Linked DNA regions of Mus musculus: region 2 is linked to region 1. Evidence: chromatin loops called from intact Hi-C (ENCODE). Cell type or tissue: gastrocnemius. All regions are shown on one strand. Links, peaks and the distances in the headings refer to the core of each region. The heading gives the core; the rest is flanking DNA.

The links. A loop is a pair of places that touch in the nucleus more often than their neighbours do. Peaks named below come from ENCODE experiments on the same cell type or tissue, not always from the same donor. Only the 100,000 strongest peaks of a DNase experiment are listed, where the experiment ranks them.
Region 2: it touches region 1 in a loop (2.1-fold over the local background); 2 of 42 quality-filtered maps call a loop at or near these places.

What each region holds. Positions count from the first base shown.
Region 1 is chr7:133,105,751-133,120,937 of GRCm38, reverse strand. It overlaps a transcript of Ctbp2 not described here. Among named protein-coding and RNA genes, the nearest start is that of Gm35364, 10 kb to the left of the region's middle. In gastrocnemius, for the core only: a CTCF peak has its summit at 7,501 (motif pointing right); DNase peaks (open chromatin) are centred at 6,298, 8,266, 8,471, 10,578 and 3 more places; H3K4me3 peaks cover 1,845 bases; H3K27ac peaks cover 5,094 bases.
Region 2 is chr7:132,634,718-132,649,904 of GRCm38, reverse strand. It overlaps Lhpp (phospholysine phosphohistidine inorganic pyrophosphate phosphatase), which reads right to left. Exons shown (of 7, transcript NM_029609.1): 4 at 8,318-8,381; 5 at 7,326-7,418. Among named protein-coding and RNA genes, the nearest start is that of Lhpp, 32 kb to the right of the region's middle. In gastrocnemius, for the core only: a CTCF peak has its summit at 10,983 (motif pointing right); DNase peaks (open chromatin) are centred at 8,777, 11,037 and 11,308.

The sequences.
Region 1 (15,187 bases), core at 3,036-11,035:
AAAACAAGGTTTCCTTTTTAGTGTTCCAAATAACAACTGTATCTTAAAGTTGGAACATTGAATATCCTTTTGTCTGGCTCTGACACACTCCTGGAAAAACCCCCAGTGCCCTTTTTATAGCCCCCCAAAGAAAAGTTAATGAGCTGGTAGGTTTCAAGCTAGAAGCAGGTCCTCCCTCTTGCAAAATATGCTTAAAGTCGCCATTGAAGTTGAATGTTAGCCGTGAATGTACTTGCCTTTAATGAAACCAGTTTAATCGTTCACACTTGATCAAGTATAACATGACCAAACAAAGGAAATAAGCCAGCATATTTCTGTAGTGCATTGAGGGGTTTAGTGTAAGTGTTGATGATGGGTCGCCCCTCCCCCCACTCTGCCCCAGTTCAAGGGAGAGCGGGTTGAAAGCTAGGGGGATTTATGACACTGATTGGTTTTTCTGTGCCCCAGGGGTAGGGGACACGGGTACGTCTCTGTGGAAAGCAGCTATTAGAGGGAATCCAAAGATCTCAGGTTTGCAGTGAGTTCCGAACCTGACAAGGTGCGTTTTTGGTTTCTTGTCTGGGGAGATACTTAAGCTGAAGGAGTATAATGCCCGCCTCCCTCCCCCGTGGTAATGGCACCTTAATAAGGGAGAGTGGAGGGCGGTGTGGTGTGCCCTGCTGAGGGGAGCTCGCTGCCACGTGAGTTATTTACGGTTTCATTTGGGAGCTTTGAAACTGGGCTCTTGAATGGGTGTTCTTGTGGGGGAGGGGCAGGGTGAATTACCTTTTCTTAGCTGTGATTTAAAAAAAACAAAACAACCCCCCCCCCAAAAAAACTCAACCCTTTGTCCCGCAAAATGCATTTCCTTGCTGAGCTTGAGTTGCAATTTATGTGTGGGATTTAGTCGTCAATTTAAGTGAAGAAATGTCTGTAAAATTTAAGTGTGTCATTTCAGAGTTAAGAAACTTAAAAAAAAAAAGAAAAGAAAAATCATCCACCAAACCCCAAACACTGCCTCTGTAAAAAACCTGTGACATACTTGGTGAAATATTTTGGCCCTTTCAGACTCAGGCACACCTGTTCCTGTCCCTGCTGAGTCGTTTTGATTTCCCTGGCATTGTTAACCTAGCTCTTGTACACAAGATGAAACGGTAAAACTTGCTAGTGGAATAATTATTAACTACTCCATCCATTACCCTTTCAGGGAATAATCAATAACCTCACTCTTGACTTTAAAAACTCCAAATAGAAATTGTCCTGTTAGTCTAGAAAGTGTTGTAAAGAAAAATTGGGTTAGAGAAACAAACAAGTAGTGACAACAAACTATGAAAACAAGCTGTTTAGGGTGTGCTGAGAGAGCAGTCAGGTCAGAGATATACTGAACCAGCAGGAAAGTGAGCCTAGGATGGCATATTTTGTTTGAATTTCTTTTCCTTCCCTTCCTTCCTTCCCTTCCTTCCTTCCTTCCTTTCTTTCTTTCTTTCTTTCTTTCTTTCTTTCTTTCTTTCTTTCTTTCTTTCTTTCTTTTTTTTTTTTGTGATCAGGTCTCTCTACATAGCCTTGACTGTCCTGGAAGTCACCATGCACGGTGACCCAGAACTCTCTTTGTAGACCATGCTGGTCTAGAACTCAGAATCCTCCAGCTTCAGCCTCCCACATAAAGCTGTGTGCCACCACACCTGGCCTTCTTACAGATTTATGAAAAACGGAAAAGGTCTTTCAAAAAGGATACCTTTTAGGGTCACCTTTCAGGGAGGGCTACTGCTGTGTTGTAGCAGGGGCATGTCTTTTGCCAACAACACACCCTGGCATCAAGAGTCATATTTGAAGGTGCAGTTATCCCTTCTGCACTCAGGGCTCTGCTAAATGGAAAGAAAATGTAAAGAGTTTACAACATTGATGTAATGGTGGTCTCAGTTCTCACTTTTTCCCACTGACTCTTCAATATAGAGGGACTCGTTATAATGTATGTGAGTTCAGCTTGGGTCCCTCTGCTAATAAACTTTCTATCAGCAGAAAGCAGCAGGCCACACGGAAACACAAGGATTCGCATAGCTTGGTTGGGAAGGGACTAATTTACCTATTGTGCTGGGTAGGAACAACTCAGTTACTACCATGCACAGGTAATAACAGCACCATTACAGAGGGTGGAACACAATTTTGTAGTCTTAAAAAAAAATAGTACAGCTTGATCCTTCACAAAGAAATGCCACCTTTTGGTGAAATCTTGGGGTCTCTTACTAACAATCTTTCCATGGACTGATAGGTCAGGAATGAATGCTCACGAGGCTTGTGTATGCTGAAAAGTTAGGGGGTACAGGAATGTTTGGGTGGGCGTATTGCCTAGGTGGATCACCTTACCTATTACAGCTGGTAAGCATGTCCTAATTTACTTTGGCTGCAACTTAAAGTTACAGTCCCCGGGGAGAGCTGGGAATATCCGAAGCTTTCCCCAGTCCCACCTTTTGAAGTTAATTTTTATTCAAGTCTGGCTTTAATGGAATATGTGTCATGGAGTTATGAAAGGTTTTTTTTTTTTATTTTTTTAAAGCCCTATCTCTGAGTTCAGAAAATTATATTTAATAATCGCCAAAAACTTCAGAACCAGTTTTATAGTGGCTCTTTTGATCATGATTTAATGAAAAGTATCCAAAAGCTATCAGTGTGACTCTAATGATAGTCACAAATGAATGTTTGGGCCTAATCTGGAGTTTGCTTTTAGATGTCATTATTAATGTGGAAGGCCTAAATTATGGCTGCTCTTGGGCATTCAGAACTTCTCCTATGAAAAGAAGGGCCTTGCACATTGTGTGGAAGAGGGGGATTCACAGATGAATATAGAGTCTAAAGTGGTGAAAGAGCCTGGCCATTGTTTGTGCGGAATGTTGACAAAGGGAGCCAAGGGGCAGTTTTCCCCTTCTGCAGGAGAACACAACAGGGATGGGAACCAGCCTGGCATTCATCTGCCTTGGTCAGGCATGGAAATTTGGCCAGCTTCCCTTCCTGAGTTTTTCTTAGAAGGTGGTCTTACTGGACTCCAGGAGAATACATGCTTTGGTTCTTAGCAGTCTGCATTCTTTTTGAGGAAAGATTACAAGGGCAAATAGAAGCAGTTTCCGAGAAAAGCATTAAGAATGACAACTCCCTCACCCCCCCCCCCCTTTCAAATGTGATCTTAGGAGAACACTATCTATACAGTGCCAGACACTGAGGCAACTGAAATCCCAGGAAGGACCTGACTTTGTGTTTAATTCCTCCCTGTGCTCCGGCTTTGCCTTTAGGGACCGGATCCTATACTTGACTATTTGCTATAGGGCCTGCCTGTTTGTGGCTCCTGCTGTTATTTCTGAAAAGGCTTCTTTGAGTCTTCATTCTCAGAGCCTTTCCTCGCACTTCCACGTGGGACCCATGATGGCTCAGGTGACAGGCATTCCTGGTACCTCGTAAAAATCTCCATCCAAACTGGAACCATGTGGGTAATTGTCTATTCCCAGGGCTGCGTCTACCTGGTATTTAGCAATGTGCACTCATAATTTTGAGGCCCCCTGGCAGTTTCCATCCACCAAGCTTGGTCCCCTGTGGGTGCTTAGAAGTGCCCGGCTTGAGCTGTAGGCCTAACGTAGATTTAACAGTTGGCTGCTAGAGTGGACTTAAATTTCATAGAAATTGTGATAAAATGGTTGGGTTCTGACTAATGGGGCAAGCAGTCATGCTAGTTTTAAAAGGAATTGTGACTTCTGTCCTAAGTACTAGAACTTTCCTTTCTCATCCCCCAAGCTGGGTGGTGTTTGGAGGATGTTAATCCTAAATTGCAGGTGACTGGGTTTGTCTAGACCTCAGGTGGCCAGGAAAACCCTGGTGAAGATGTCTGTGTGGGGGTGAGCTTTTGTAAACTAGAAAAGGAAATAATACCTTACCCTATGTTTGTTTGTTTGTTTGTTTTTTGGTCTAGTCTAATGTAACAAAGGCTAGACTTGAATTCCTTCCTTGTTTCTACCTCACAAGTGCAGAGATTACAGACATGCAATGAACCCCTTACCTGGTTTATGGTGTTGATTTTTTTTTTTTTTTTCCTTTCTGGATTCTGGTCAGCATGTGCTTCTTTCTTCTTGTATTACAACATCCTAATTATGATTTACACTGCTTGGCTTAAAGATTGTTTGCTAGGAGATAAGAAAGCAGTGGCTCTGGGTATTACTGGAGCAGCCCATAGTGAGGCCTGCTCAGATGATGTGGAAAATAGCACCAGGCTTCCTTCTCAGGCCTCATTGTGGCTCTGCTCCCATCATGCCTCTTGTTATCTCAGGAGGAACAAAAACTTTATTATTGAAGTCATGGAATCCTAGGAAGTTTGTCTGGAAGGAACTAAGAGACCAAGCTCATGGCCTAATGGGATACTTTGTTTTTCTTGGTCCTATTATGAAAGTTAAAAAAAATTAATATGGAGGCCAGCAAAATATTGCTTTATGGGTGCGAACGGGCATAATGAAACCTGGAACTGTGTTTACACCTGATCGGAAGAGAGGAGTAGGAGGGGCAAGGGGCAGCAGGTGAAAATGACTTGCTGGAGAGGATCTCTGTACTTTCCCTTTAAATGAACCCTAGTTGTGACTATTCTCGCTGATGGAGAATTTTAGTGTGTTCTACTCGAGTCCAAATAAAGTGCTTCACTGCTAGCTCTTAACGCCTCGCACACGGTGAAACGCTGGTGTGCTTACACTCAGATCTGCCTGCCTTAAAACCCAAGTCTTGGGATGGTTGAAAGAAAGAGGTTAACATCCTGAACCCCCAACTCCCATTTCCACTCCAAAAGTGCCCTCGGCGGTCACGTGACCTTGCATAATCCAGGAAGGGCGCTGCTGGTTCCTCGAGAGAGGGGTTTGCTGTTGGAACAGCTTGGCCAGATAGGACCGGATCGTGCAAGCTCCAGGCACTGGCATAGCTTGAATGACCACTGGAGCCCCGTGTTTAGGAGTTTCCAAACACCAGAAACCCAGGTGGAGGCCGAGTCTAATGGGCTTCATTAGGAAGATGCCCTTTCATTTTCTTTCCTAATGGAGTGGACGACGGATATTTTAAGTTTCATGTTTCCCTACCTTCTCTAGATGTTATCCTAATCTGCACTGCTGGCTGGATAGCCTCTCTGCCTTTTGGAGCTGGTGGCTCAGGTGCGTGCCATGGTCAGATATTGTCCGGAGAGCACCCATCGCTTTCTTTTGTTGCTCTAAGATCTGGTGATGAATGTCACTTGGATAGAGTGATTTTTTTTTTTAAGTGCATCAGATGTCCATATGCATATATGAATGTTACAAGTAAGATCTGGGAGTGTTTTTTTATCTTAAAAACAGTTCACAGCCATTAATCTTCACGAGGCTCTGCGAGCTGGGTAAATACAATAATTCCTGTTTATTGCAAGGAAGAAATAGAGTCGCTTTTTCCAAGTCACGGAGGGGCTGGGTGTTTTTTTTTTTTTCCCTATCCTTGTTCCGGTAGAGCAGAGTTGGGCCCTCCAGGACCCTCTGCCTTCTACCCAGTCGGACACCAACTTCCGGTGTCCTGAGCGACCTTCCAGGCGGGCAAGAGAGGCTGGGTCTAAGAGGAAGGTCTCGGTCACACCTGGCCCCGCCCCGGGAGGGGGCGTGGTCTGGATGGGAAGTGAGGGGAAGGAGCGTGGGGGGCCTTTCATTTGGCTTTTGAGGATCTGGAATCTCAGGACTCCAAGTGGGCTTCTAGCCCCTGGGGTGTGTGCACCTGGCGACCCCGCCCGTCTATCTCTGTGCCCAGGGTGAGGCATCCGACCCGGGGAAAACTCCCCTGGTCCGGGCCTTTTCACTTGCTAATCTAAACAGCAGGGAAGTGTTGGAAGGTGATGGTAATAGACCCTGTGCCCCAGCCCCCACTTCCTTCCTCCTGCCGCTTCCCTCTCACCAGCTGGCCTCCATGGCCTGGAGGGAGCTGCGGGCGGGGTGACTTGAGATTCCTTGGTGGGGAGGACATTCAAGTGGGCCCCCAACTTCAGCTCAGCTGAGCCAGGTGCTTGGCGGGACCCTGTCCTGAACACTTTTCTGCCCACAGTGATCCTGACCCAATGTTTCTGACCTGGGGGGGAGGGGTCAAGATGTTTCTAGCGCCTCCATTAGGCTTTCAGGGCGAAAGGCCCACAGGGGTACAGGGGTATCATCCCTGTGGCAGGTTTGCTGTGCAGTAAGTTCTAAAGTGCTGTTTTATTTGCTCTACAAACGGCCATAGAGCTTGACACATAACTGCCAGGACTGAGACCTACCATTTCCGCCAACTGCTGCGGGTGTTTGTTATGGTGGCCGCTCAGGGGCCTGGGGATCTTAGCCGGAGGTGCTGGGCACTAGGGGGAGGGGCAGCGGGATCTAGACTTGGATTGAGGGTTCTCCATGGTGAACCAATTTCTGAACGTTAAACTTCCTCTGTCTTGTAGACTTCATTCACGACTTCGGATCTCCTTGCAGCGTTGTTACTTAATGATAAGAGTTTAACGATGTAGGGATGGTCAATTGAGCCCTCGCTTGTATCTGGCTCTGGCCCACCAGTCTCCCTAGGTGGAATGATGGCAGACTGAGGAAGGAAGGACTTTGAAGTGACTTGCTCATGACCTCTCCATGGAGCTGGGACCTGACGTTTGGAAAATGGTCAGAGTAGGACTTCCTGGTTCCACCCTATCTCCTCCATGGGAGCAGAGGGAAGGGGTAGATTCTGTGTTTTTCCCGAATTCAGACTGAAGTCTCAAATAATTACTCCATTTTACCCTGCCCTCAGCTCATAGGTTCCCCAGAGCCCCGGAGCTGTGAGAAGTCCGGCTTCTGTTCATTTTGTCCTTTGAGTGATCTTTTTGATAGCGTGATCCACCCTAAAGTGGGGAGACTTTCCTAGAGTAGACTCTCTAGGCCTTTAAACATTTATTGCACTTAAAAACATTTGGATCCCATTTGTGTATATTTGTGGGTGCGCATGTGTGTGTGTCCAGGTTGCAGGTGGACAACTTTCAAGAGTCAATTATCTCTAACCTGTATGTTCTGGAGACTGAGCTCCGACTATCAGGCTTATTAGCAGAGCTATCCCTTAACACACACACACACACACACACACACACACACACACACACACACACACAGTGTGTGTGGGGACAGTCTTGCTATGTTTTGTAGGGTGGCTTCCAACTCACAATCTTCCTTTCCCCAAGTATTGGAATGAGGTGTGTATGCGCGCATCACCACCTGCTGGTAGGTTCCCTTCACTTTGTACTGGAGATCTAGCTTAGGGTACCTAGGGTCTCCTGCATAAGCTAGGCAAGCACACTCAGCTATATCTCATCCCTTTTCTCCCGAAGATACCAGGCTGCTCTTAAATTCACTGGGCAGCCTCAGTCTCCTCCTGAGCAGCTAAGACCTGTACTGTACTACGAGATCAGGCTTCTCTGTATTTTAAAAACACACTTTTATTTTATGTGTATGTTTTGCCTGCACGAAACTTTGTGCACACAGTACATGCAAACACCAGAAGAGGGCATCTGACCCTCTGGATGAAACTGGAGTTAACAGCCATTGTGGGTGCATGGGTGTGTGCGAGCCTGTATGCATCCAGGTCCTGAAAGAGCAGTCAGTGGTCTTGACTGTTGAGCTTTCTCTCCAATTACTCTCAGTGTAATCTTGAAGTGACTATTCAAACCTGGGAGGTCTTTGAAAGTTTCTGGCTGTCTGGAAAGAATTCTCTGGATTACTGACTCATGGCTTGCGGGGCATACACACACACACACACACACACACACACACACACACCCGTCCATAAGCAACTCCTTGTGCTTAGGGACAGGCATCACTTTTCCAGTAGGTAGATTCAGACTATCCTCAAAGCAGGCACTACCTTTCTGGTGAGTGCCCCTCCCTTGGAGGGAGAGACAGGCGCCCTATACCCCACTGTTCCTCAATTTCTACACATAGATATTTGGAGAAAGCTGGGCAAGATCTCCCCTCAGGACGATGGGATGGTCCGTCTGCTCCACTCCTGTAAAACCAGTAAAAACTTCCTTTCAAGGAAGTTCTAGGTTACAGCCTTGCTTTTGTGTAACACTGGCCTTAGCCAGGAATTTGAGTGAGTTCTCCAGAACAAAAGGATTAGTCTTCCTTTCAAAGTGGCCATCCGAACTGAAGGGAATGGCATGAAGTTGGGCGTGCCCTAAGATCCAGAGCCCAGCCCTGCCCCTGTGGTGAATAACTCAACCGGAAAGGCACCCAGGGCAGGAGCTTTGGACCTAAGGTCCCCATATGCTGGGGATTTTCCTGAAAAACAGGCTTCCATTGAAAGAGTGAGTGCCTTCCTGCTCTGCAGCTCTTCCTTCCCCTTCGAGAACAGGTGTGGGCCTGTGAGCTGGGGAAATCCCTGTAGTTATGTTGGGGGACCGGTCTGAGGCTGAAAGGCAGGGGGCTTGGCTCCATGGTGGGTTCAACCCTGATAGGATAATGTGCCAGAGGTGTCTCTTAACAAATTACTCATGTTTGCCCTGGCGTCCTGGCCCTGCTCCAGCTTGGGTAATGATTATATTTCTGTCTATTTTAAGAGCCCTCCCTCCTGAGTTTTCAAACAGGTCGCCCTTTACTTCATCACGCAGAGGTCTGTTTGGGGGGGGTGCTAATTCTGTATTGGCTTTAACTCTACAGGCCTAGGTGATGGGACAGGAGAGGATAAAGCCCCTTTGCTTGCTGACCACTGTGACTGCATGTAATTTTCTTATAGACAGTCAGTCCCTGCTAGGCATGGCTTCAGGTAGTCTCCAAACCATACCGGTGGTTCTGGCATGCAGAAAGTATATACCCCTAGGGGTCAGGGGTCCTTTGCTCTGAAGAAAAGCCACTGAGGCTGGTACTTAAGCTAACTCCTTCAACACAAGGTAGGGGTGCCTGAGTTCTGCCCACCCCATGGAGGGACACACTGGTCTCCTGATCATCTGGTTTCCCCATCCAGCATTTGTGCAGTTCTGTTGGCCGATCGTTCACAGTGCTTTTAACTTGGGGATGGAGACCCCCTCCCCCTGATCCTCTGGGATGGAGACCCCTCCCCCTACCTCCCCATGCAGCATCCTTTCATTCCTCACCCGAATGGAAGACCAAACTGTGACTTAAGCAAAAGCCAGGAGCCAGTAAGGATCAAGTTGAGAGTTCCTCTGAGTATTTTCACTGGACCAGTGGGTAATTTCTTTTCTTCCTAAAATGGCCAGGTGTACCCCATGGAACTAACTTACGGACTCATTTGAGCTTGCTTCTGAATTTTGTCTCCTTTATATTATGACTGGGAACTTCATACAGCTGAGTTTGTTGTGTACAAGGATTGCAGGGAGATAGAGTGATTCCAGGGTTGTTTGCCTGGGCTCTGTCCGTCTGTCTGTCTGGCCTGTGAGCTTGGAGGTAAATTCATAACTGCTATCCCAAAGGGAAGCCTGGGAAAAGGTTTCCCAGCTGCTGCCTGTCACCTAGAGTAGGGTCAGGCTTAAAGCTGCATTCCAGTAATTTTTCAAGCTGGTGATATATAAACTTTGCTTTGGGGGGGTGGGGGGGGGCACTGGGTGCCCTGTACTGTATTGAGGCGAGGAAGAGTAGAGTGGGTCTCAAATTCCTTGGACAGACCTACATCTTGCAGAAATATTTACATTATGATTGGTAACAGTAGCAAGGTTTTGAAGTAGCAAGTAAATAATTTTATGGTTGAGGGATTTTGTGTTTTATGGTTCCCCAGCCCAGCCTGAGGGACGGTATTAAAGGGTCACAGCATTAGAATGGGTGGGAAGCTCTGATCTAGAAGATGTTGTCACTTCTTTTAGACGAGAGAGACGCCCTTCTAGAGGCCAGTAGAAGGATCAGTGTACGCAGGGGGTAGATTCTTCTAGAATGTGTGGCAAAGATGGCATGGAAAGAACGCTGTAGCCCTCCCTTCATTCTCATTTACTTAGCTCTTGACGGGGGCTTAGGTTTCTGAGTCTGTAGAATGGCGGTATGTAATAAGATCCCACGAGGTAATATTTTATAAGTGCTTAGAACAGGCTGACGTATTAGATTGGATTGTTAAATTAAAAAAAATACTATATAGTATAAAAAACGCTGTATAGTAAAATAAAATAAACCTGCTGCTTTTGTGCAGAGAAAGGCCCATTCTGCACTTCAAAGTAGATGGATATTGAAGGGTTCCCATCAGACATCAAGAAGGTGGGAGGGTCTGCTACAGCCGAAAGAATTCCTGGACTTAGTTGGAGGCCATTATAAAAGGATACCTGGGATAGGTATCAATCTGTTTAGGGAAGGGCACTGAGTTTGGTTGGCTTCTCATTGGTTAATGGGGCCAATGTGATAAATTAAAAACAAACCAAAAAACTTGCAAGAAGTTGTTTTTAGACAGCAGAATGTTACTGTGTATTAGCTAAGTCCAAGAAATGCCTAGTAAAATATTCATGTGTTACCGGAGACCTCCTCCCTTTCCGTGGAAGGGAAGAAAACTGGCTGTCCTGCAGGGTGGACAACCAACATGGGAGCTGTGCCTGGTCCAGCTGCTTTTGGCAGGTGGAAGCTGCCAAGGAAAAGGCTCAGGGTTTGATTGTGTACCCTGGGAGCCCAGTTCCCACCGCATCGAGCAGGGAGCCACAGCATGGGCAGGCCGGCAGGCAGCACACTCCTTAGAGCCTGCCCCTTCCTGGCTGGTGGACTGGCTCATTCTCTTGGTCTGGAGGCAGGAGGATCTGTGTGCAGGTGATTGATTGCCTTATGGATCTAGTGTGGGTCACCTGCCTGGTATGTGGTATTGTGTTCTTGGTTGGTGAAGAGCTTTGATTCAGCGGAGTAGCAATTGGCTTTGTGTGTCTAAGCAGGTTTCTGATCCAGGCTCTTCAAAACCTGGAAATGGTCTCCAGGGTATCTATCCATCCACTACCAGAATCCATGCATACTATCAGATACTGATGAAGCACCCAATATGACCCAGACATACATGTGTGTGTCTTTATGGAGTGATTAGTGAGAATCCAATTTTAATCCTTTTTTTTTTTTTTTTTTTTTGGAGATAGTTTCTCTGTGTAGCTCTGGCTGTCCTGAAGCTCACTATGTAGACCAGGCTGGTATTGAGATCCTCCTGCCTCTGCCTCTCTAGTACAGGGATTAAATGTGTGCACCACTACCACCCATCTCTTTCCCTCTTTTTTTTTTTTGTGTTTTGTTTGTAAGACAATCTTGCTGCATAGCCCAATCTGGCCTTGAACTCTTGACCTGCCTGCTTCAGCCTCCTGAATGCCAAGTTCACAGGCTGATTCCAGTTTTAGTGTGAGCTGCTGCTCCCTTTAGGCAATGCCACTCCTCTGTTACCTGGCAGGTTCTAGGTGTGTGTTGTAAGGCTGTGCGCATGCGCCAATGTAGAAGGCACTGTGTGTTGCCTCCGAGGAGGGTTGGTCATTTCATAGACCAGCTATTTCTTTGCACTCAGTTCACGCCATTCAGAATTTCTTTTGGAGATGGTTCTTGAAGATGCCCTTGGAAAACTGGGGGTCTGCAGTGCAAGGGCATAGGATATATAATAGGCCGTGCGTAGGATCCAGACTGTGAGGGTGGATAAGCCCAGAAGTTGCTGACGCCCGTGGCGTTTGCCAGTAGTTTCTATTGCCACTGTGGTTCTGGTGCCCCGGAGGGAGGAACGCTGACTGAAGTTACAACACAATTAATAGAACTTAGTAAGTTGTATTCTCGTCTGTCTGCCTCCCCTGGGCAGTACTCTAGTTCCCTGCCCCTCTGCAGATTGGCATGGGGATGGAGTTAGAGGCCTCCAGTAGCACAGAGAGGTCCCTTGGGTGAGTACCAGGACCCTTTAACCAGCCCTTGCTCTGCCCTGCTCTCCAGGTGACCTGTGCATTTTAAGTTAAGAAGTTGGCTGTGGGTTTGGTGGTTTTCACATGAGTGACTCCTGCAGTCCCCAGGGAGGACCTAATGACTGGGTGGTTCCAGAGAGGCTGGCTGCCAGAGAAGGGGGATCCCTGGGGCACCCCTTCTAGGAGTCCATCTCCTGGGCTCTGCACACCATCATGTTGGACAAACCCCAACATCTGTATTTTTAGCAAACTCCTCCAGGTGGTTCTCCGTGTAGTCATCCCAGAACCTGCCAACCACACACAGTCTGTCTTTCTCTAAACACAAACCACTCCCTCAGCGCTACACCCACACACTTGAGTCTAGTTATTGAACATTTGGCATGCAAACATGGTTGAAAGAAGGTTTTATATAGCTTGAATAACCCCCAGATTGAATGAATACATTTGAAATTTGACACATGTATTTGTGTCTTTCTGTCTTTGCTTTAAAAGTCTCTAGAACATCACCAGTTGAGAGGAAATTGTGTGTGTGTGTGTGTGTGTGTCTGTGTCTGTGTCTGTGTCTGTGTCTATTACTCTCCGGCTGGTCTCATGTGGAGATGAACCTTGAACTGTATCTGCACACAGAAGTGTTTATTCAGATGAGCCTGTGATGAGAGTCATAGCATGTAAGCAAAGAAACATTTTAAGACTTGGCTTGGTGAAGTGCATCATGAATATCCATGTTCACATGATAGATGCGTGAAGCTCAGCTTGTTTGTTTTGAGACAGGGTCTTACTCTCTAGCCCAGGCTGGACCGGAACTTGTGGCAATCCTCCTGCCTCCTTAGTGCTGGGATTATAGATAGAAGCAACATGGAAGTTGATAGGCTTAATACTAGTTGATACCAGCATTAACATGCATGGATTATGGGCATTTGCGCCTCTACCAACAAACCAAATCTACCTTTATCTACCCATGCAGATAGCATTGTTTGATTAAAAAATACTAGGCACTCAAACAGATTTGGGAACAAATACCTTCTGTTTTAGAAACGACATTGAATGCATTTTGTGGCATTTCCCTCTCTCTCCTTTCTTAAGACAGGTGGCCCAAAGTAGACTTTAATTTTCCCTCCTGCTTTAGCTTTAACTGCTGGGGGCTTTGCGTGAGCAACTGAGAAAGCTTCTCTTTATTATCACTGTTTTCAAGGTTGGTCATCAGTTGATTCCTTCCTTCCTTCCTTCCTTCCTTCCTTCCTTCCTTCCTTCCTTCCTTCCTCCCTTCCTTCCTTCCTTCCCTCCTTCCTTCCTTCAAGGGTCATGTAGTTCCAACTGGCCTTTAATTCCATATTTAACTGAGTTTGACTTGAGTAGATAGCTTCTCGTGCAGGGATTACAGCCTGTGCTACCACCCAGCTGCCTGCCTCACTTTCTTATCCCCACCCACCCCCCTTTTTTAAAGATTTATTTATTTTATGTATGTGAGTACACTGTAGCTGAACTGATGGTTGTGAGCCTTCATGTGGTTGTTGGGAATTGAATTTTTAGGACCTCTGCTCGCTCCGGTCGGCCACGCTTGCTCCAACCCAAAGATTTATTTACTATTATACATACGTACCCTGTAGCTAGCTGTCTTCTGATGCACCAGAGGAGGGCATCAGATCTCATTATGGGTGGTTGTTTGCCACCATGTGGTTGCAGGGATTTGAACTCAGGACCTTTGAAAGAATAGTCAGTGCTCTTACCCGCTGAGCCTTCTCGCCAGCCTTCTTATTCCCTTTTTAAAAAGGATTTATTTATTCTAATTTATGTGGATAAATGTCTTTTCTGCATGCATGTATGCGCACCAGCATGCCTATTAGATCCCCTAGAACTGGGGTTATGGGTGGTTATAAGCCACCGTATGAGTGCTGGCATTGGGCATGAGCCCTCTGTAAGAGCAACAAGTGGCCTTAACCAGTGAGCCATCTCCCCAGCCCTTCCCTTGTTTTCTGTTTGTATAAATGCTTTATTATTGGCTTATTTAATTTTAGTTTACTAGTAACCCTATATAATGCAGAAAGGAACTTTCCACCCTGTCAAAGCCCTGTGGATCGCTTCACAATTCTGGAAAGAGTGAGGCCATTTTGTGGGTTCTCCACTGGTGCCAAGCTGTATAAAGAATGGCTGTGTTCTCAGATAATGTGAGCTTAGGGGTGGGTGGAAATGCACAATTTTTTAAAAATTTATTCATTCATTATATATAAGTATACTGTAGCTGTCCTCAGACACACCAGAAGAGGGCAATCAGATCTCATTACAGATGGTTGTGAGCCACCATGTATGTGGTTGCTGGGATTTGAACTCAGGACCTCTGGGAGAGCAGTCAGTGCCCCTAACTGCTGAGCCATCTCTCCAGCCCCCGGAAGTGCACAAATTTGAAGACTGTGTGTATATCCATGCCTCTGTGTGTGTGTGTGTGTGTGTGTGTGTGTGTGTGTGTACGTGTGTGAGCTTATCCCATAGAGTTTGGAGCCTTTGGTGGTAGTCTCCTGAATCCACCAGGGGAAATGAACTTAATTTAAAAAGATGTCCATAGCTGTCTGAGCTGAGGGTCAACACAAGAGACCTCAGTTTGCTAGAGTCCAAGGTTGGTAACTGGGACCTTGGTCAGAAAAGCTTCACTCTTGGTTAGGGTAGCTGCTTTCCGGGGTGGTTTTAGGCTGTGACTGTGAGAGAGCCATTGTGGCCATGACTTGAACTCTCACTGATGAAGCCTGGGTACACTGGAAAGACACCCGAGGAAAAGGGAAGGGGCTAGCCTGCTGGAATAAGTGCAAAGTGGAGTCTTTGGGACCTAACGACTTCCTGAGTTTGTGATTGACTGTGTTTATGAAGTCTGGCGCACACCTATCTGCTTCCACACAGACATCTTAATAGAGATTAAGTACAGAAGGAAGCCGATGCATGGGCAGAGATACTCCCATAAGCAATATTGTAGTGTTAGACAGTCTAATTATGTTCTGTACACGTCCCAATTAAACAGACGTCACTGGAGGAACTATCTCTTAGCTTTTTGGAAAAGCTTTATAATTTAGTAAGTCAAGTGAAAAGAGATGTCCAGTGTGGGGTGTCATATACGGTTAAGTCTTTAGAAAATGCTTTCCTGACCTGATTAAAATCAGGTAGATATACTACTGTGTGCTGTAGTTCCAGGAGAGCCTGGAGCTTCAGGGGCAGCTGGAACAAGAGGTGGGCCATTCCTAGGGTCAGAGTCCTTTTCTCCTAGTGGGTTGGGCCACGTGATTGACTTCTGCTGTGAGTGGATAAGTGCATCATCTCCAGATGTGTTCCAGGTACTTCCTGGGGAAGCTG
Region 2 (15,187 bases), core at 4,639-12,638, 470 kb after region 1:
ACTCTGTGACCAGGTGACTGCGCTGTGAAAACTAATTCAGTGTCTGGCAAGTCTTTACAGTCCCCGGGTCAAAAGGTTTGCTTTAATTGTGAAGAGAGACTTATAAAAAACAAAATCTACCCCCCCCCTCTCTCTCTCTCACACACACACACCTTGCCTATTTGATAGGGTTTCAGCCCGGTGACTAGCCCGACTTCCTGCCTTCAGTGTTCTCACAGTATAGGTGTGGGGAGGATGTCATGGGCTGAGTTGTGTCCTCCGAAGTCAGCAAAGCCCCACCCCTGGTGTGAGTACTTAGATGTGACTGGGGTCCTTACTGGAGGAGAAAGAGACCCCACCACTGTCTCCATACAAGCACAGCAAAGGCCACATGAGGACACAGCAAAAAAGGCAGCCATCATGGTTTGGATATGGTTTGGGGTGTCCCTTGAAGGTTTGTGTGCTGCAGGCTTGGTCTCCAGTGTGACGGTGTCATTGGAGACACGTGTAACGGATACAACTGGAAACTGTTACATTGTGCAAAACAAGCCAGACTTAGAAAGGCAAACATAGCATGTTTCCTCTCATAAGCAGAATCTGAAGTGAAGTTATGTGTGTGTGGACACACAGGCGAGTGCACCCATGCACGCATGCATGTACATGTGCACCCACTTAGATAAATGTGCAATTATAGATCCCGAAACTAGAAAGACAATCATGAGAAGAGAGGACTAGGTCAAGGTGGTGGGCAGTAGAAATAGCAATGGAAGACATGGGAAAGGAAAGCAGAGAGAGGGACTGCCTAGCAAGGACAGCAAACAGTCGGAGGCAAAGGGGCACCAGGGACCAGCACACTTGAAAATCCTCATCGGAATTCTCTGATCTCTCTTCCTGTGTTTCCTGGCTATGTTACAACCAACAGTGGCAAACTGATTCCCATCAATATCCCCAGGTAATCAGATGGTATTCAGTCTTAAAATATGGGAAGTCAATACACTCTGGCCTTCTACTTATAGTAACAAACCAAAGTAGCTTTTAAAACACAATTTTTAAAGAGTTAATTTAAAGAAATCCTGAGCAAATAATAGTGCCAGTGGCAATTTCCATCTACAGGAAAACATGGAGTCTTTCTCTAGGACAGTGTTGGGGGGCACGGCTAAGAGCTTGACTGGAGTTGTTTGTTCGTTTGGTTGCTTTGTATCTATCATATGTACTTTCATACAGCTGTGTGAAGACCATCCAGCCATCTGGGAGGAGCCAGCCAGTGGTATCTAGCCACTGTAGTGGGGCAGCATGGGGCATTCCACACATGAACGGGAGACTCCAAATCTTCAGGATTTCCCAACAACTTGCACAGAGTGGCCTCAGGTACAGATAGCCAGACATCTCAGGTTAGACTTGCTTGCCCCCTTTCAGGCAACTGTCCTAAAACTGTTGATTCAGCCCTTAAATACTCAAGGGTTCCAACTCAAGCATCCATCGTCACCCAGGTGCTGGGACCTTTGTATGACTGGGCTCCCTACAAATGGAATCCCAACTACTATGTCCTGCCTGGCACCTGCCATGGCTCGGGGAACAGCAAAACTGTGTCCATGTGGGCTGAGTCTGTAGCTCAGTCAGTAGAGTTCCTGACTGGTATACACAAGGCTGTGGGTTCGAGCCCCAGCACTGCATACCTTAAGAAGGATGGTGTGTGCCTGTAACCCCAGTACTTAGGAGATAGAGGCAGGAAGACCAGAAGTTCAAGGTCATCTTCATCTACATAGTGAATTCAAGGTCAGCCTGGATGCATAAAATACTGCCTCAAAACAACTCTTACACATGTGCATTCACACACATACAAAACTGGACAGTGAAAACTGCCTTCTTAGGACCTTTTTGGGCTGGCATTTGTTGATGTAGCCCAGGGAGATGGTATCTGAAAAAATAAACAAAACAAAACACCTAATCCCTCAGAGGAAGTGCTGTCACCCATGGAAGAGCATCTGCAGGATGGATGCTTGGGACAATGACATGATACCAGTCAGCATGAGGCAGAGCAGCAGGAAGGAGAGGTGAGGGTGGCAGGAGCTGGGGCTGGACATGGGCAGCCAGCGGGATGTGCAGTGAAGCCTGTCTGGGCCAGCTTGTGGGCTCCGCATACCAAAATGCTCTCGGGACCCTGGGGAATTTACAGATTTACCATCAGTGAAGGGCAATAATCACACCAAGAGGAGCAATTATTGCCAAATCATTTAGGATTTAAAAAATCATTGGCAAGAAGATGGAGGTCAAGAGGTGCCCCGTCGGGGGAAATAAAAAAAAACAAAAAAACACCTCTACCTGTCAGGCCTGGCTTTTACTCCTTTCTATGATGTGATAGCGGGGAGACAGACATTCACAACTCAACAGCTAGACTCCAAGAGAACCCAGAAATGCAGGGAGCTGCAGGGGGCTGTCGCCATCCAAGACAGATTCTGTGCTTCGGATCTATAAAGCAGACTCTGGCTGGGCCTTCGGGTGGCTCGGCAAAGCATTTGTCTAGAGTGTATGAAGGTCTCCATTTAACAACCCCCCCCCCTCCCAGCACCACATAAAGCGGGCAGGGGCGTGCACGCCTGCGATCCTGGAATCTGGTAGATGGAGCAGGAGGATCAGAGGTTGAAAGTCATCCCTGGCTATACAGTGAGGTAGACACTAGTCTGGGCTAAAAACAGGATATCTGTTCTCCGATCCTTCACCCGCTCAGGTGCTCAGAAGAGTGGAGCCTAACGGGTGACAGGGGCTGGAGACTTCCAGGGCCTAAGGGCTTCCCAAGAAAACCCACGTCTTGTGAGCTGGGGCAGGGGTGGGGGTGGGGTACACAACCCACAAGGAGAGTCCTCAAGGGATATTTATACCTCCAGCTTCCAGGTACCTCAGAAACCTGGAGGTGACACTTGCTAAGCCGTGTCCACCATGGCCTAACACATTTATAAGGACTAACATGGCGAAAGCCAAGGATCACTGTTTGTGGTTTTTTTGTTTTGTTTGTTTGTTTGTTTGTTTTTTAACATGTATGGGTGTTTTGACTGCATGAATGTCTGTGTGTCACTGTGCCTGGAGCCCATGGATGCCTGAAGAAGGTGCTGGATCCTCTGGAACTGGAGTTACAGCCAGCTGGGAGCCACCATATGGATGCTAGGAATGGATCCTGTGTCCTCCAGAAGAGCAGGCAATGCTCTTAACCACTAAGTCATCTCTCCAGCCCTGGATCCCTTTTTAAGGGAAAAACTGGGTCAGGGATGTAGCTTACTCAGGAAAGTGCTTGGCCAGCATACAGAAGCTTTGGGTACAGTCCCCAGCGCTAGGTAAACCAGACATAGTGACATACTCCTAAAATCCCAGTAATTGGTAGGTGGAAGCTGGGTATGATGGCACACACCTTCAACCCCAGTACTTTCGAGGCAGAGGGAGATGGACCTCAAGGCTAGCCTGGTCTACACAGGGAATTACAGGCCACCGAGGGCTACAGAGTGAGACCATGCCTCAAAAACAACACAACACAAAACAAAACACCAAGTGTGTTGATAAGAATGTGGAGAGATGGGCAACCTAACACAACCCTTCCAAACTAGGATAAATGCTGTATGTTACAACCTTACTTACAGTGTCTGGAAAATAACAACAAAGACAAAAATATGCACATACAAAACTGTATACCAGGGTTATATACAAGAAGAAATGAGGATGCAACCCAATATCCAATAACAGGGAAATGATAATATATATGCATGCATATATGTATATACAGAAATACATATATATATAAGTATACACATACATATGGTGAGATACTACATAGTCACAACAATTACTACACAAAACTGCTTAAATAAGCACTAAGGGAAGTTTTCTCAAAAGATTATTAGGGAGAAAATCAAGTTTCAAAAAGCAGACAGAGGATTATTCATTTATATGGGAAAAGATTAGAAAGCTCAAATTGCGTTATTCTAGGATAGTGGAATGGTGGACTTTATTTCTTGGTACTTCTCTGAAATTTTTGATCTCCTTTGATAAACAGGAGGTTTGTTTTTTTTTTTTTTAACGTGTTTGTGTTCCTGTGTGAGTTTATGTGCATTATGTACGTGCAGGAGCCAAAGGAGGCCCAAAGAAACCATTGGCTCTGTTAGAACTGGAGTTACAGGAGGCTGGGAGCCACCATGTGGGGGGGGGGGGGAACCAAACCTGGGTCCTCTGCAGGAGCAGCCAGTGCTCTTAACCATGGGGCCATTTCTCCAGCCCCTGAACTTATGATGTGATGAGAAGAAAACAAACTCTACTAGAAAAAGCTCTAGGGGACAAAACCCTCCTAAGAGCCATAATAGGTCAGGAGGCATTGGAAGCAGCTTGACTGCTCACAGAATGTCTCAGCTGGGACTTCTAACCCTCCCACTCTGTGGTGCTGGGGAATCCATGTTGGGCCAAAGCATTCAAGTCCTGCTGGGCTAGATCCACTCCTGGCTTCTGCTCTCCTGGATTTCTAAACACACACATACACACACCCCTTATCCCCAGAGAAAACAGCCAGGAATAGGGCTCAGCGAGCACAGCAGTGAGGCTTCACTGGAAAGGCTGCAGGGGAAAAGTTGCAACCCTCAAATTGTGGTCACTCCCATCAGAAGCACAGAATGACCCAACTCTTATGGGACTGACCTTCGAAACAGGAGTAAATGCAGGGCACAGGCCCCGTCTTACAGCAGCCTGCTATAGACAGTTACAAGCCTGTCCCTCAATGGCTCTTTTTTAAAAAATGCTAATTTATTTATTATTTTATGGTAGGCAGTGGGCATGAACATGTCACTGTGTGTATATGGGGATCAAAGGGCAACGTGCACGAATGAGCTATCTCTTTCCATCATGTGGGTTCCAGAGATCAAACTCAGATTGTCCGTGCTTTGAGTAAAGGCGTTTACGGAACAAGTGCTTTTATGACAGAGTCCATCACCAGCCGTCAATTACTTTCCCGTGTGTGTGTGTGTGTGTGTGTGTGTGTGTGTGTGTGTAAAACTCTAGGAGTCAGTTCTCTACTTCCTCCTTCATGTGGGTTCTGGGGATCAAAGTCAGGTCCCAATGCTTGCCCTTTACAGTGGTTCTCCGCAGGGCAGTATCTAAAGACCTCACACCTTGGGAACAGGGGTGGTGCCACCACACCCAGCAGATGGAGGCCAGGGAGTTGCAATACCTTCCCAGTGTGCAGGAAGCGTCCACCACAGCCTTGGGAATTCCTAGAAGTCATGGGTAAGGTGTGCTGCTGCTCTTCTCCAGATTTCTGGACCCCAGAGAGAGCCTGATTACTTCTAAGCGGGTTGAGTTTCCAATTATCTGGGGTCAGCCCAGCCCTCTGCTGTTTCTAGGCTGTTTGGGAAAGATAGGTTGGAAATTGGACTGGGGACTGCCGCCACTGGAGCTCAGGCTCAAAACGCCTCTGCAGAGCCATTACCAAGGGAATGGCAGTAAAGACTTTATTGATTGGGGAAGCTCAGAACAGCCAAGGTGTGCCACAACCTGGCACCTGAGCAGCCTGCCACCCTTCAAGGGACATTTTCATTAAAAAACAGCAACGATAATACAGAGCCAGGGGTTCTTGCTTATGCATGCACGTAGTCAGGAGAAACTTGTCTTATAACGTGTATCCAAATAACTCTAGCAAGCATTTCAGCAACACGGCAGGCTGGAGCCAGGACAGAATGAACGGCACAGGACAGTACACACAGGTACTGTTTAAATTCAGATTGCATTAGCTCGACAAGGGCTAGGCACAAAGCCCAGGTGTGCTCCACATCACACAGACGGAGGTGGGAGGGACATGTTCCCTCCTTCCACCCCATGAGGCCTGTCATCAGGCTTGACTCGAGGTGACTTATTTCACCTTTATCACCCACGGGAGACCAGGTAGTCGTAAGGTGACATTCGTGATGGTTCATCCCTTCTGTTTAGGATTTCCCTGTACGAAGGGGATACTCACTGCTGACCCATTCATGGGGAATAGGCAGGCATCTGAGTGCGGTTCAACCTTTTAGGTACTGTGAATACAGCTGCCATGAACATCACTAAATGGTTTTAGGAGACTGTTTCTGTGGTGGTGGGACTCAAACCTAGGGCTTCATTCTTGCTATCTTCAGACCCTATGAGGTAGTGATGGTGGTTGTCGTCTGAATTCCTGTCCCTGTTATCTGGGCTACAGCCAGGAGCACGATTGCTAAGGCAGACAGTAGACTCATTTAACACTGAAGACCCACCAAAGGCTCCCTCCCAGCAGTGCGGCTAACTCACGGTCCTACCAGCAGAACACGAGGGTTGCAGCTTCACCACATGAACGCTTGCGATCCTCTGTTACTTCTTTCCTTCAGCATCTGTATTAGACGATGCTTTCTGACTTGTGATACTAATGAGCCAGGAGACTGGGCCATCTTTCTATGGACTTTTTAAGTCATTGCCTGGGGCTGTACTACTTTGTGGCTGTGGCTAAAATGCCACGTTTAAAAAGAAATATTGTAATATGAAAGGATACAACAGGTCTGAGATTATTTTAAAAATATGACAGTAAAGCCAGGCCATGGTGGAACAGCCTTTAATTCCAGTACTTGGGAGGCAGAGGCCAGTCTCATCTATAGAGTGAGTTCCAAGATAGCCAGGGCTACACAGAGAAACCCTATCTAAACAAACAAATAACCCACAAAAAAAACCCAAGAGAGTAAAAAATCCGTTCTGGGGCTAGGGAGATGATAGGGCTCACTGGGAAAGGAGCCTGCTGTACACGCACGAGGATCTGAGTTCTAATCCCCAGACCCATGGGAAGGTGGGCACAGCACTACACATCCGTGATGCCAGGAATCCTATGTTGAGATGGGAGGGAGAGACAGGAGAATCCCTGGAAGCTCAATGGTTAGCCACCCTGACATCTGCAGCAGTGAATAAGCTCTCAAAGAGAGAGCAAGGCAAGCACTAACAACCAAGGCTGTCTTCCGCCCTCCACATGCACACTGTGGCACATGTGTGCCTGTGACTTATACACATGTACATGTACACGCACATGGAAAGCAAGGAAGGAAAGCATTAGTATTTTAAAGGACAAAAACAATTCGAAGTGAAGACTCTGTGTGACCCAGTTGTTGGGCTGCATGGTAAGAAACTGTCTCCTTCCTCACGGTGAGAAACGATCGGGGCCAGCAGGATGGTTCAGCGGGTGTTAGCACTTGCTGCTGATCCTGTCAACCTGAGTTTGGTTCCCGGAACCCACACAATCTCATACCCCAAATAAGTATATAAATAAGTAAATGTCGTTTTAAACATGTAAAGAAGAAAGGAAATTCTGCTGTGCCTACCTGGTGGGCTTCCACCCCTATGGCTTGTAGAGCAGACTTGAAGAACTCAGGGGAGGGTTTCCCCACCACTTCAGCCTTGATACCACAGGCATACTGGCAAAGAGAAGACACAGTATGAGTTTCAGATCAGGAACACGGGAGTAGACACACATGGAAAGACTGACCGCCTCATGATGATCAGGATGCCATGGGCCTCAAACCCTCTCACAGGCAAGCGTGTCACAACTCCACAACAGGCTGCTGCCTAGAATGCTTAGGACACCTACCTCCAGCTCTGCCGCCTACTTCAAGAGTGCCCACAGCAAGTGGCATACCTTACCTAGCAGAACCACGAGTCTCCCAAGGGACAGGAGACCAAGGCTCTCATTTGCCTGTTCAGCTACAATCCCATCTCTTGCCTCTCCCTGCTACCCACCTCCAAGTAGATCAAAGGCCCTCCTAAGTGTGTCTAGGATTCAATCCACCCACCTGCTCACCCTTCTCGCCTGGGCACAGGTGGACAGGGGCTGCTACTATTGTGGAGCTGGGACATGGTCTAGCAGGAATCTGGGCAGGGGTAACTGACAGGCCAGTCACAGTGGACTCTGGAGGTCTTGCCACAGAAGGCTTTATAACCTGGAAAGTCATCTCAGGAGAGGAGTTGGGAGGACACACAGCCTGAGGGGTTACAGGGCTGGGAAGGAAGCAGGTGATCTGAAGAGACACTAAAGCCATGAGTCAGAGTGGTGAAGAGCATGCTGGGAAAGAGCACCCAGAGGTTGGCTGGGGGTCAGAGGGATGACACATACATACATAATGACTGTGTGATGATCAAGATAATGGACCCTAACTGCTGCCTGAGGAGAGACCTCCATTACTTCCACAGAGGAGACGGGGGTGTGGCTCAAGCCCCACACAGGATGCTCCACTCAGAAACATGAGAGGCTACTTGTCTATAAAGTACACCATCTTCTCCAGAAAGCCAGGGCCTGGGGCAGCACCAGGGCAGGTACCTCGAGCGCCTTCATGTAACCTCCAACGTCCAGCATCAGGCCAGAGGTCTCCTTGTAATAGCGTCTGCAAGAGAGCACAAGGGAAGGGGGTTCACAGAGAGCCACAGGTGCAGGCCAGTCCCGATGCCATGCTGAGAGTAACCGACAGAGGCCACATGGCAGAAGCAGAGGGCCAGCGGCAGTGGGGCATCATGGGTCATTCAGCCACTAGCCCCCTGCTGCTGGCCTTGTAGGGACCCCTACCACAATGATTAACCAGGAACCCAAGGGGGACAGATGGATCCCGTTACTAACACAGAGGAAGACAAGTGACCCGTGTTTCGGGAAGGGACGGCAGCCCCCCCAGAGCATGTGCTGACTCCCTAATTGCTAATAATTAACCCCTAACTGCTGCCTGAGGAGAGTGCTCCATTAGTTCCACAGCAGCCTGCGACATCCCTATTAGCTGGGGTCAGGCAAGGTGCCAGGTTTCACAGGCACCAGCTGCTTCCTTGAGACAAGAATGTCTTCCCAACCTCCCAGAGACAGCGCAGGCTCAGCTCCTCGGAGGGTTCCTCGGTTTAGCCCCAGTGCTTAGACCCACAGCCCATCCACATCAGACCAAGGCCTCCCTCGAGGTACATAAGAGTCCTAGCTGCAATGTCATCCATTTCTGGGGCTCTCTGAGCAAAGCCACGTGACCAAGGAGGCAAGAAGGTGGCTTAGCCATCACCCTCCAGAGATGAGGTTCACTGAAACCCAGAAAATGGCACAGGAATCCAAGTTCTGAGTTATTAGGGGAGTCTGAGCACCCACGTCAGTCTTCCCTTCCTTCTCCGTCCAGGGGACATTAACTCAGCATGCGAGCTGAGGATCCGAGAACAGGGGATGTAGGCTGTCTTCAATACTGAAATTCCTTCTCTGATTTCTAAAAGTGACTTTGCTCTATGTAAGCCTTTAGACCTCAGCTTCCTCGCCTGTGACATAGTCAAAGCAATCAAAACCACCCATATCTAGGGCAAAGTAACACACTACATAAACAACACCATTCCTTACACAATGCCTAGAACACAAACACCACTCACCAAAAGACTGGAGACGACTACTATAAACAGCTGCTCGTGGAGCTAAGACAGAGGCCCTGAGATAGGAGGCTCAGTGGTAAAATAATACAAGCCCCAGGCCTGGTGGGGTCACTCCTGTAATCCAGCACTCAGGAGGCTGAGGCAGGAAGATTGTGAACTCTAGGTCAGCTGAGGATACATAGCAGATCCGATCTCACGAATGTCTTTTCTTTTTCACCTTTCCATGTGCATGTGCTGGAACACGGTCCAGGAATGGAGTCACGTGAGAACGCTGAGTGCTTGTGAGAAAATGCCAAGAAAACAAGACAAGACTCTATGACCTCAATTTCTTCAAAACATGGAATTATTCTTGGAAAGTGTTTTGTGCTCCTCCCAGGTATAGCGGCTAGGAGTGAGGTTACTTCCAATACTCATTCTTGCTTGCTGTTGTTACTCAATTAGACATTGAAGCCATACTTGATAAGCCTCTATGGAGAATGTATTTTTGCCACGTGTAGCTTGTTCTCATGATTGTATGCAGCTTTCAAACTCATGAAAACGTTACTCATGTGATTTCTCTTAACCCTCAGAGTATAAATTGTCAGATGCTCTGAATAACGTAGGCAATTGCATGTGGCTTTAGTCTGACTCGTTCCCCATCCTCCTAGTCCCACGGTCTCTAGAGCAGTGACATGTATGTGTGGTGCATGTGTGCACACATGCAGAAGCCTGAGGCTACGTGTCAAGCTCCCTGGGCCACTTTTGCACTGTAATTTTGGGGGGAAGTAGTGTCTCAGTCAAACTCAGGGTTTGCTGATAGCACTAGTCTTGCATCAGCCATCCTTCTCTTAGAATATCCCATCTCTACCAGCCTGGAAGTACAGGCAGTCTGCTACACCAGCTGGCATTTATGTGGGTCCAGGGTATCCAAACTCCAACCCTCTTGCTTGCATGCCAACAACCTTAACCACTAAGTCATCTCTGAAGCCCTGAAGAAATTTTCTTAAAAGGCTTCTTGGGGCTGACAAGGTGGCTAAGTGAGTAGAACACTTGCCAAGCAAGCATGAGGACCTTCAGTTCCCCAGAACCCACATGAAGCCAGGCCTGGTAGCATGTGTCTGCAGTCCCAGCACTCCTGCGACAGATGAGAAGCAGAGACAGACAAAGCCCCAGAAACCAGCCTGGCAAACAACAAAGAGACCCTGTCTCAAACATGGTAGAAGATAAAGAGTGATTCCCGAGGTTGTCCTGTGACCTCTACATGCATACACCCTGGCATGAGCACACCTACACTTATAAACAAACATGCAGGTAGGCAGGCAGACACAGGAAGACAGACAGACAGACAGACAGACAGACAGACACACACACACACACACACACACACACACACACCTGTGACCTCAAACATGCTTACCCTGGCACGAGCATGCTTACACTTACTGACACACAGGCAGGCAGCAGGCAGGCAGGCCCGCACGCACATACCCAGGCATTCATGCATGCGTACACACACAGCTTTATTTTTTTTCTATTGTTACAATAAACTATAATGCCTATTTCCTTAGCCAGGTCCAGAGCTTCAAAGAACTGGAGAAGGATAAACAGTATTTGTCCAGCAGAGGGAGCCATTGGTGCTGGAGCTGCACTGTCTGGGTGGCAGGTGGCTTAGTCTCAGTCCAGGACTCTATGAAGGGCTCAGGGACCTGCACGACCTGGGACCTGGCACCTGGCATGCACCCCTGGCTCCCAGCATAGAAGAGATGCAAAAAGACTCACAGAGAAACTGTGAGAGCAAAGATGGTGAGCTGCGCGAGTAAGTGACAGAGAGACAAGCTGTGTCCTGAGGGGAGGCGGCTCACATGGAGCGAGGGGAAGGAGTCCGAAGACCGAGGGAGCACTTTGGGATCACTAGAGCACCTGATGGGCTTCACACTAGGCCACCTCCAAACCCACAGATGGGCCATCTTCCTTGCACACGGGCCCAGAGGCTACAACTCTTGCTCAGAGGAAGCTCCCAGGAGAAGGAGAGGGTGGGCAGAGGTGGGTTGGGCAGAGGACAGAGCAGGGACAGACCTAACTCAGCTCAGAGGCGTTTGCCAGGAAGCAAACAGAAACTTCTACAACACAACTGGAACAGGCGCAGCTGTTTCTCAGCCGAGGATTCTGGGGATTTCCAAGCTGCCCTGGGGACAGATGGATACAGGATCCCGGAGACTGGGTGGATGGAAACAGGCCCCTCTCATTTAGAAACGGCACCCCTAAGGAGTCCTCGAACCACAGCTCTGCTGGCCCCAGATCTAGAAGTTTATTCGAAAGTAAAAAGGACTTCAGGTTATCTGGACTCACCAAAGCCCGGCCTTCTGAGCCAGAGGAGAAGGAGTCTCGGGAATCAAAATGGAAACCTTGCCCCCCCCCCCCCTCTCAACAAGCGGAGGCTTGTTTTTGAAACAGGCTCTTAACTATGTAGCCCGGCTAGCCTGGCATTCTTTATGTAGACCAGGCTGGCCTCCAACTCACAGAGATCCTTCTGTCTCCACCCCCAAGTCCTGGAACTACAGGTGTACGCCACCACCTCCGTTTATATGGTGCTGAGAATGGAACCAAGACCGAGAGTCTCACACATGCTACCAACAACAAGCTACTTACCCTCTCACCCCTGCCCATTCTCTTTCTTACTTTTTTAAACTGAATCTGGGCTGCTTTTTATAGAGCCCACAATTTCTCTATTTCTTACTCATTTAGGAAATCAAAAATCTACCTGAAGCCAACTGTTGGCCGTAAACACTTTAAGGGAAATAGCGAACAGGCATCTTAAATGTATGTCCCTTCACTAGTGACAGGATATAGTCTTCTTTTCTTTCTGGCACCGTGTGGCCCACTGCAGGAGAGCCCGGGGGGCCCTCCAGCTACTGAGGGCCACTGTGGCTACTGGAGACGCAGGCCACAGTGGAAGAGCAGTCAGCTCAGATTTTATGCTTCGTTTTCCTGCCGTTTCCGATTCCTCGGTGCAGCCTCCCTGCAAAATGACCACTTGACCTCTCCCAGAAGAGCCATTAACCTCCATAGTCTGCAGAGTAAACAGCTTAATTTCCTGATGGCGCGGCATGACAGGAGAAATTACAAAGCCAATTCCCTCTCTCTGTCCGCACAGATGCCAAATGTAAATCACTCCATTTCCAGGAGAGGGGCATCCTGCCTCCTCGCACCCTCGGGGAGGCCACTCCAGCCTTGACTCTAGTGACAGGAGCTCTTCCTGGGCCTCTGGGCTACCTGGAGAGGCTGCCACTCTCAGAAAGCTGTAGAGCCCTTTCCCTAGGGTTGAAACACCCCACCTTTCACCCAAGTCAGAGTCTAGGGGGCTGGAGTCCCCACTCATACCAAATGAGTGTTACCCACGGCTGAGTGTGCCCAAATTCTCACCCAGCCAAGAGCAAGCGATTGCTATTTTCACCATCCTTTTCACCAATGCATTTATTCAGACACTACTTGTAATCTGGAATAGCCCCTAGCAACGATGAGACTGCATTCAACAAAAATGAGCTGACATAAATGACCTATAATATTACCTTTTCATTATGCACATTTTCTAGTGCAGGTTTGCTAACTCAAATATCCAAGGACAGGGCCCAGATCACTGAGTTAAGCAGTCCAAGTGTGCCTAGCTCAGTGGGCACGAGGGCCCAGTCACCAAAGCACAGGATGGAAATACTTCCGGCAGGATACCCTGCTGCCTACAAGCTGGGCAGGAACTCCAAAGCATCATGCAACCTCAAATGTATGAGATTCTGAACTTGTGTTGCTGTTTCTGTTGACCGGGCGAGACACACACAACCTTCTGGAAATCATCTCACAAAATGGATAACTGTGTCACAGAGATATTTGTGTGTACAAAGTCATTCACAAGCTACTGTTTGCTGACCATAAGAAACAGGCCAAGGGGTCTGGGGAGATGGCTCAGTATGTAAACCCTTTGCTACACAAGGGTGAGGACTGGAGTTGCAGGACCCCAGTTCATATAAATGCCTGAAGGACATAATGGCCCACCTATAGCTCCAATCTTGGAAGGCCGAGACAGAGGACCCCGCAACAAGCCAGCTAGTGAGATCGGTCCATACCTCTGATCTGTGTTTGACTGAGAGATGCTGCCTCACTAAATAAGGTGGGAGACGGATGGAGGATGATACTCCTGACAACAATCTTGAGCCTCCATATACATGTACATGTGCGAGCACAGACACACACAGACACACACACACACACACAGACACACACACACACACACAGACACACACACACACATGCATATGAAAACATGTACATACACACATGAAAACAGAAAGAAAAAAAAACCCTACAGCTTATAAAACAAGGTCAAGCCGACTCCCACATTAGTTTCCTTTTCTTGTTGCTGTGACCAAATACCTAACAATTTAAGAAGGGAAGGAAACACAGACTCAGGGTCTGAGGGTCACAGAACGCCGGGGTGGGGAAGCATGAAGCGGCCAGGCCAGGTCAAGCTGCATCACAGCGAGGAAGGAGAAACAGGTGACTGCTGGTACCAAGTCAGCAGCATCCTTCTTCCCCCTTCCTCTTACTCCAGGACGCACGTACATGGGATGCTGCCCACATTTAGGGCAGGTCTTCCCTCTTCGATTAAACCTCTCAACACTACCCTCACAGATACATCCAGAAGTGTGCATCCTTCACAGTTATAAAACCAGATGAATGTGTGCATCTGTAAGCATTCAGCTGAGGACACGCACTCAAATACCGGTGTTTGTGCTACGCAGTGAGGCTGCAAATACCTTTCTCTTCTTCTTAGGCTTTGAGATTTCTAAATTTCTTCAATGAGCATGTGGTAAGGAAAGATGCTAGCAGGCCTTGGGCTATAGCTCAGTGGTCCAGCCTTACTTGGCATGGACAAGGCCTTGAGGGGGAAAATCGCTTTGTTAGCTACCATGGCACATGTCCATAACTCCCGAGGTCAGGAGATGGAAGCAAGGGAATCATATAGAACAGTAACTAGCTTCAGGCCAGTGTGGGAGTGTGCTAGGCCCTGTCTCAGTTAGGAAATAGGGTTGGAAAGATAGCTCTGCAGTTCAGCAGACTTGCTCTTACAGAGGACCCGAGTTTAGTTCCAAAAATTCACATGGTAGCTCACAAAACTCCACTTCCAAGGAGTCTGACACGTTTCTGACCTCTGTGAGGAGTGGGCCTATATGTAGTGTACATACATACATGGAGGTAAAACTTTCATATACATAAAAGTTTTTAAAAAGTGGTGGCGGTGCACACCAGAACTCAGGAGGAGGCAGAGGCAGGTGGATCTGAGTTCAAGGTCAGCCTGGTCTGCACAGTGAGTTCCAGAACAACCAGGGCTACACAGAGAAACCCTGCTGTGAAACAAATAAAAACAAACAAAATTCTCTTAATTAAAAATGAATAAAGACATATTAAAAAATAAAATAATGTAAGGGAGAAAGAAGGATGCTAAGTCAGCAATGCTTTCTTTAAAACAAAAAACAAAACAAAACCAAAAACCAAAAACCAAAAACCAAAAAAACAAAACATGGTGCCAGAGTCTGCATCCTGACTGTCCTCCAGAGGCCCAAGAGCTTGGTCCACACCTGATGGCAATGTGGAGAGGTGGTACATCCTTAGGGAGGTGGGCTCTAGTAAAAAGAAGTTAGGTCTCTAAAGGGGGAGCCCACTGAGGGGATACTGGGACTCCTCCTCTTTCTCTCTCTGCTCACCAACCTCCATGGAGATGAGCTGGACTCATCTCCTACCATGAAAGCCACCCTCACCACAGGCCCAAAGCAAG